Regions from separate parts of the Homo sapiens genome. Here region 1 is linked to region 2. The links are chromatin contacts, found by Hi-C or POLR2A ChIA-PET in ENCODE. All regions are on one chromosome and are shown on one strand. The core of a region is the stretch at or near the end of the contact, and the rest is flanking DNA. Distances in the headings are between cores, read along the strand shown. Region 1 has its middle 65 kb from the start of PRICKLE2. Region 2 holds the start of PRICKLE2-AS3 (PRICKLE2 antisense RNA 3).

Region 1 (3,823 bases), core at 1,023-3,522, 100 kb after region 2:
AAATTTACAACACGTGCAACACAACTGTGCCTATATCGTTTGAAAGAATCTTTCATTGTTTAAAATTGTCAATTGTGGATAAACATGTTGCAAAAAAAGATAAAGAGATTGACCACACCACAGCAGTTTTAATCGTAACCATGAACAGAAGGTAATGGCTTCATTTCTTTATTCTTTCAAGGAAATAGGGTTGTATTTGTTACCCATAACAACATTGACAGGTTCAACTTCTGGAACCACCAAACATAAATGCCTAAAAACTTTCTTTTACTCTTAACTAAAAAATAAATCCATACCCAACAGAGAAAGCTTTGTTAGGCAAGAGATACTTAAGTGTGAATTCCACACAAAATTGGGTTTGCTTTTGGTTGCAGAGATGTGCCCTCCTTAGGTAAATATAATGGCAAGATACAAAGTACTCTTTCCTTGGAAAGCCTTAGCTCATAAGATTATATATCAGTGAAGTACATTTTTGTAACAGAAACGAATAAATGTTACAGTGTGCACCTGAAGTTCAACTCAATTCCAGAAAAGCAGTTTTCAGTGGTAACATCTAAATCAGGTACCCAATCCAAGCATTTTTCAAATGGCCAAAACTGGAGTAATAGTATCTTTTACACAAATATCTTTCAAATGAATTATGGCAATATAATCTAAGACACGCTCACATTTCCAAATAATAAAACATAGGCAAAAATTTAAATAACTGTCTTGCATCATTGCTGTCATAGAAATTATGACAACTGTCTATAGAAAATTAGGATATGAAAAGAGGAGGTTGTGGATAGCATTGGTCTCCCAAGCCAAGACTCAACCACTTCATCTAACACAAACCTGGGCATATCTTAGGTCTTTTCCGCCTGACTTTGAACTTGAACAGTGAACATCTGTCTTTTGTCTTCTTTAAAATGAAAGAATTAGATAGCACAATCTAGACAGTTTCAAACAACTGTAACTAGAATACTTTTCCACTATATAATTAGGTTAGACAAAGACACCACATGAATAATATTGAACTGTTGTGATAGCCTTCAACACCACAGGAGTTTAACAACCCCACTGGGAATCAACCCCACTGGCAGAAAAAATCTTAGAAGCTGTGACAACATGTGAGTCAAGATATCCAAAGTTAAACAGGCTCTCACTTTAATATCTAGAAATAATATCTAGAAAATGTGTGGCCCTAAGAGAGAAAGTTTTTGAAAAGGTGCCATTTTCCAACAATCTCAAAGGTCATTAAAGTTAGCTGGCATGACATTTAGATACTTTAAGAGACAAAGAAATGCAAACCCCATGCAGGAAATACAGAGTAGCCTGGAGTGCTCCAGACTTCTATAACATCTAGCTTAAATCTAAGGGTCACAGGCTATCTATCTGACCACTCACTTTATTAATTTATGAAGTCAACGACATAGTAAATATAAATAGGACTCAGGGTATCCCAACAGCATTAAGGACAAGAATCCAGTTTGCGTTGCACCTGAAGTTTTCAATCATCGTGCAATCTCAACCAGCTGACGAGGTATCCTTAGAAGACAAGTGTTTCCTTAGTGAATAAGCACCTTTTGACCTCAGAAAGATTTACAATGAGGTACAGACATGTCTAAGGGAAGCCTATTACAAAACTTTATATTGTTTGTGTTATGAAATCTATAAATATTTTGCACTTAATCACTTTAACATTTAAGAGAATTTGGCCCATCCAAATTACCGGTTGTTTTTGTTATTTCAATTTAAAACATCTTGTTATTCCAGTTTACTTGAGTAAGGAGTACAGGCTTATTTGAAACTAAAAAAAATCTCATGAAATTTACATATAGTTTTAGGATATTTAGGTCAATGTTCACCACATTTATAAGTTTGATTTATGAGAATTATAATAATTATTAAAAGAGACAGGAAAAGATGTTTTCCTTGGGGAAGGAAGAAGCCAAGCCAGATGATTTAAAAAGAAACCAATTGCTTTGTGTTTATGAATGCATCTCAAAATATAAAGAGTTACTTATGTTTGTAAACGCAGACTGAAGATTTATAAATGTGATAGAATAGTAAGACTGAATGTTGAACTTTAGGAAGAATTGGTTAATTAATTGAATGTTAATTTTTAAAACCAAAGCCACCTGTAAATAATCTTTCCTTTAAAGAAAAACTGCCCTCCAGGGGCTCAGAAAACTCATAAAAACCTCTGCTTGTAAGGTAGCCTCCAAGGGCTGGTGTGAAGGCCACAGTAGGGATTGGGGCTGATTAATATGTGGTAATGTAACATGTCTCAGGGTAGGCCCAGTCTATCAGCTGCCAACAAGTACGAAATCCATGCTGCAGGCCACGCCCTGTGCTAAGCACTTTGTAGACAGCACCTCTTTGTTTTATACAGCAGCAATGCAAAGCTTAGGGACGTTAGGTAACCTGCCACGATGACAGGAATGGGACTTGAACCCAGTGCTCTCAACCACCACCCATTTGCCTCCTGTAAGAAAAATATCCCATCGACCTAGTGAATTTCTAGAATCTTGCTACTCAAAGTGTGGTCCAGGGAACCATCAGAATTGGCACTGCCTGGGAGCATTTAGAAATGCAGATCCTCAGCCCTACTGAATGAGGGTCTGCAGGTGATTCTTGGGCACGTTAGAGTATGAGAAGCAGTCTTCTGGAGCAGGGATTGGCAAACTTTTTCTGCAAGGCCAAAAAGGAAAAGCATGTTGGGCTTTTAGGGCCGTGTGGTCTCTGTTGCAACCACTCAACTTTGCCACGGAAGCAGGCATGGATGACACACAAATGACTAAGCATGGCTGTGTTTCAGAGACTCATTTTTACAATAATAGGCTGAGGGCCAGATTTGGCCCATGGGCCACAGTTTGCCAACCCATGATCTAGTGTACAGTAGCTACACCACTGAGATGGATATGTTTTCTGATTTGCTAGAAGAAAACTGAATACCTTCTCCACCTTGGAAGGCAAGCCCAGCCAACTCCTCTTTCACTGGTAGCAAGCAGCAGATTCACAGTAATACCGTTTGCCAACCTCGTCCAACATTTTTTTTTTCTTGAGGTCAGAAGATTACGTCTCAGTCTTAACATCATTTTCAAATGGTGGGCCCAATATTGAAGGGGACAGTGGAAATTCACCCCCCACCCCCCCAAAAAAAAGAAAAGAAAAATCCCTTTTGTATAAATAAATCAAATGTAAAAGATTTAAATGCAGTAAGATCTTTGGGGAGTTATAAAGAATTGGCCTTGTTTTTCAGTAAACACGATTGCATAAATGCAACTGGCTTTAGCACATTAACAGACTGGGATGCCTCAAATTCTCAAGAACTTCTGAGCCAATTCCTACACGATGATTAAATATGCTGGACAGCCATTCTGTAACTGGACTATTTTGCTCCACAGATTAGCCCACTCTCGCATTAGGGAGCACATTTATTGCTCAACTCTGAGTAAAGGCCATGCATCCCATTGCAAAGTCTCAACTTTTCCATCAGATGTTCCCATAAAAAATCTGAATACAGGAATTAAATCAACAGGAATTGCACTTTTTCTTCTCTTTCACTTTTCCTGGTATGAGCAGGAAAGGGGCTTCTCGCAGTTGGCAGGGAACTCGGCAAAAGAGGTTTAAGAACTGGTTTTGTGAAGGTGCTGTAGCCAAGCAGTTTCATGTCCTCCACTTATTCAGGAGAATTTGGAGAAAATAAAAATGAGGTAAACCAGGCAACTGAGGAAAATGGTGTTTATCATGGGCATTCATTGAGTGATTACCATATGCAAGGTGCCATGTGCTCAAGCCTTCATGAGGAGTATCTACGTTCATCTCCCCACATTTCTAC
Region 2 (3,678 bases), core at 546-3,045:
GTAACTTCATTCATTCATTTATTCCATCACTTTATCGAGGTATCAACATATAATAAATCACATGCAAGTATACAATTTGGTAAGTTCCAACATATGTATGTACCCATGAAAGCATCAACATAATCAAGATAGCAAATGTACCTATCACCCCCAGAACTCTTGTCAATCCTTTTGTCGTTCCTCCCTCTCATTTCCCCATCCCCAAGTAACCATTGATCTGCTTTCTGTCACTACAGATTAGTTTGCATTTTCTAGAGTTTTATATAAATGAAATCACATAGTGTGTACTATTTTGCCTGGCTTCTTTCATTTGGAATAATGATTCTCAGACTCTGATTCACTTTGCATAGATCAACAGTTCATTCACTTTTATTGTGAAGTAGTAGTATACTATATAGATATAATACAATATGTTTATCCATGTACCTGTGGATAGACTTTTGAGTTATTTCCAATTTTTGACTATGGAAAAGAAAACTAAGAGCAGCCACTTTAAAAACCCCAAATGTTTAAAACATTGTTTCATTTAATTTTCACAACTATGCTGTAGTTAAGTACTGACATCCTTGTTTTTCAGAAGATGAGATGAAAGTTTGGGGAGGTGAATTAACTTGGCCAATGTTGGAAAGCAGCACAGCTAAAATTTGAACACAGAGCTAGTTATCATCGAAGCTTAGACTCTCAAACACTTATGAGCCCAGAAGGATAGTTACTCAAAAGACAGAAGTTATCGGAGGCCAGCACAAAGCCTGATGTCTGCATGGGTCTTCCATGAGACACTTTCTACATCTACCTTTGTATGGCTCCAGGCCACCTAAAGCAACATATAAAGACTGGTGTTGGAAAGCTCCAGTTTTTGATTGGACCTGGAAAACTGCCATATTGAAATCACACCTATACTAACAGCTTGCACATATGGGTACTTAATAAACAACTGTTGAACGAATAAATGGCTGAATGCACAAATAAATGCATAAAGGAAGGCACAGGCAGATAAATAGATTGAGGAAGGAAGTTAGTTACTTGCTGATTTGGTGGTGGATTAATCCAATCATCCCATGAAATTACTCAAAATATCTCCTGCGTCATAAGGCAGAGGAGATCATCTTGATACTACATTAACTCTCACACCAGGCTACAGTGTAGACTGCCCAGTCAGCAGAAAGGGTGTGCAGCTGTGAATTTATGCAGGAAGTCTAAGTAAGAGGCCAAGTCCCAAACTTTAGGACCCCAGAGTGAATTTACTGTAAAGGTTGGAGATACCTGTCTTGAAAGCTAGAACTCCAATGGCAGGTCTCTCATCCTGCATTTGCAAATGAGCCTTGGCCTTTCTAGGCCTCATAATCTGCACGCAAGCCTTGACAAGTCCCTGCTGGTGGAATCTGGCCGTGTTGCTGCTGACTTCATCTGGCAGAGGCCCTGAAGCCTGGGAACCCAGGTTCTAGTCCCAACTCTGACAGCTCCGTTGAAAACAAGTTTATTAACAGGCAGTTTTAGTGAAAGCTGCACACACAGGCATATTTCCCATTGCCATCTGATGACATCAGTGTATTTCTGGAGCCAAGATAAATACAGCATTGTTCATGTGACTAGCTTCCCAAGAAGAGTGAGGTGGACTGCTCTGAAGCCTCCTCCTGCCCTGCCCCCTTCTTCCCTCCCTTCCCAACTCATCTCTCAAACTGCATTGAAAACACCGAGGTGAGTGACAGTGAAGGCTAACTAGGAGATGCAGCTTAGGGGGAATTTAATCCAATTCAGTTGGAGAGACATGCATCTCCCTGTACCATGAAATTCCATTTTGATCTCAGCATGTGCTGATGGAGTAATGAAATAAAGACAACACTCTGCAAATGGCTGGTGAGTCTAATGATGGTTTTTATGGGGGTTTTAGAAGGGCTATTAGATTGTGCATTCCTTTCCTATAAGCCAAAACCACCCAGCAGACCTTGGGAGATGAACCATTTTATCATTCTTCTCTCCCTTCCCCCAGCATCTGCCAGCCTTTGTCCCTCCTGGTATAAATAGCTTCTCACATAAAAGAGCAAACTGTCAGTAGCCTGAAAGCTAACGGTAAAGCTGGACGCCTGGCACTGTGGCCCCAGCCGGGTGGTGGTGAGTCACAGCTGTATAATTCACGGTCCTGCAGTAAAAGGTATCAGCGCATGCTCTAGGTTAACAGGCCAGAAAGGGAGCTGAAGAAACAGGGCCAATGAAAGACTTTTAAAAGCATCTTGAGTTTTCCTTTAACAATCAGCCTTGTATTTGGGTGATATCCAGGGCATGCCAGTCAAAGGCAAAAAGACAGGAATGGGATTGGGTAGCTTCTGGGGCACACCCTTCATCCGTATCTGCACGCAAATCTGCTTCAGTGTCTTGGAGATTCAAATAATGATTCTGATGAGGACAGCAGCTACCATTTGCTGAGGACCTATTTGGTGTCTGCTTTGTCCTAGGATCCTTACAAAGATGAATTCACTTCTTCTCTGTTAGCTACTTTAGACTTGGGCAGAAGCATCCCCGTGTTACAGCTAAGAAAACTGATGCTTGAGATGCCCAAGGTTACAGAGTTAAGTGATGGAGTCTAGATGTGGCCTCATCTATTCCTAGCAATGTGGCTTTTCCATTAGCCAACAGTAATGGCTCTCAAGCTTTGTCATGCATGAGAAACACCTAAAAGCTTTGTTGAAACAGATTGTTGGGCTCCATCTTCAGAGTTCTGGTTTATTTGGTCTGGGGCAAGTCCCAAGAGTCTACATTTAACAAGTTCCCAGGTGATACTAGTGCTACTGGTATGGGAACCTCGTTTTGAAAACCACGGGACGAGGCAGACCAAATCTGGGTAATCAAGCCATCATTCCATGTAAAGTCCCAGCTCAAATGTCACTTCTGCAGAGAGGCTTCTCTTAGCCATCCAATATAAAGTAGATAGATTCTCTAAATCAGGGGTCTGTGTTTCAAATCAGGCCCCCTTCCTGTTTTTGTAAGTAAAGTTTTATTGTCACATGACCATGCCCATTTGTTCACCTATTGTCCAATGCCTGCTTTCACATTACAACATCAGAGTTGGGTATTTGCCACTGAGACTGTACAATCCATGAAGCCTATATTTACTATCTAGATCTTTACAGACAAAGCCTGTCAACTCCTTGCTCCAGATCATATCACCCTTTCTTATTGCTTTGTTAATAGACGTCGGTCTCTGAATGTGTCTTGTTATTCAGCTATTAAGTTGTCTGCATCCTTCACTAAACTGTCAGCTCCACAAAGGCAGAAGTACTTGCTTTTCTATTCACAGCTGTCCCCTAGTGCCTAGGAAAGTACTTGCCATATAGTTGGCACTCAAAAAATATTTGCTGAATGAATGTCACTATTGAGTGCCCAGGTACGTGACGCTGTCTGTACCAGTAACATGAGAGCCCCTGGAGGAAGTACAGTAAAGCCAGGGTAAGAGAGTGAGAAGAGATAAGGATAAACAGAGATTGTCGATAGGGAAACAAATCTTTGAAGCAGGGCCATGCTGCTTCCTGCAGTGGTGGGGAAACTGGAGGTGGGGAAAAGATGAATTCCTTAGTCACTAAGGTCAACCTCAGATTAGGAGAAATTTCCCATCCCTAAGAATGAAAGAGACTGTGTGACTCATGCTGTTCCCCTCCTCCAACTCACACCAAGTCTGCTTTC

The links. Hi-C counts contacts between places; a loop is a spot of excess contacts on that map. ChIA-PET counts read pairs that join two places held with the same protein, here RNA polymerase II (POLR2A). Pooled maps may share reads with other maps.
Region 1: a loop to region 2 is called in a map of MCF 10A, with 7 times the contacts of the local background. The contact joins the enhancer-like site here to the promoter of PRICKLE2-AS3 in region 2. A Hi-C loop is called at or near these places in 1 of 168 maps with a recorded cell type or tissue (MCF 10A) and 2 of 50 pooled maps. POLR2A ChIA-PET finds 5 or more read pairs at or near these places in 2 of 52 experiments (GM12878 and WTC11).

The regions. Positions count from the first base shown.
Region 1 is chr3:64,288,764-64,292,586 of GRCh38, forward strand. No RefSeq gene overlaps it. Among named protein-coding and RNA genes, the nearest start is that of PRICKLE2, 65 kb to the left of the region's middle. Within about 2 kb of position 2,273, at least 6 of the 41 ENCODE cell types and tissues checked have a DNase peak (open chromatin) inside an H3K27ac peak, as active enhancers do.
Region 2 is chr3:64,185,749-64,189,426 of GRCh38, forward strand. It overlaps PRICKLE2-AS3 (PRICKLE2 antisense RNA 3), which reads left to right and starts at 1,796. Exons shown (of 4, transcript NR_046702.1): 1 at 1,796-1,857. All of the region lies in intron 2 of PRICKLE2 (prickle planar cell polarity protein 2), which reads right to left.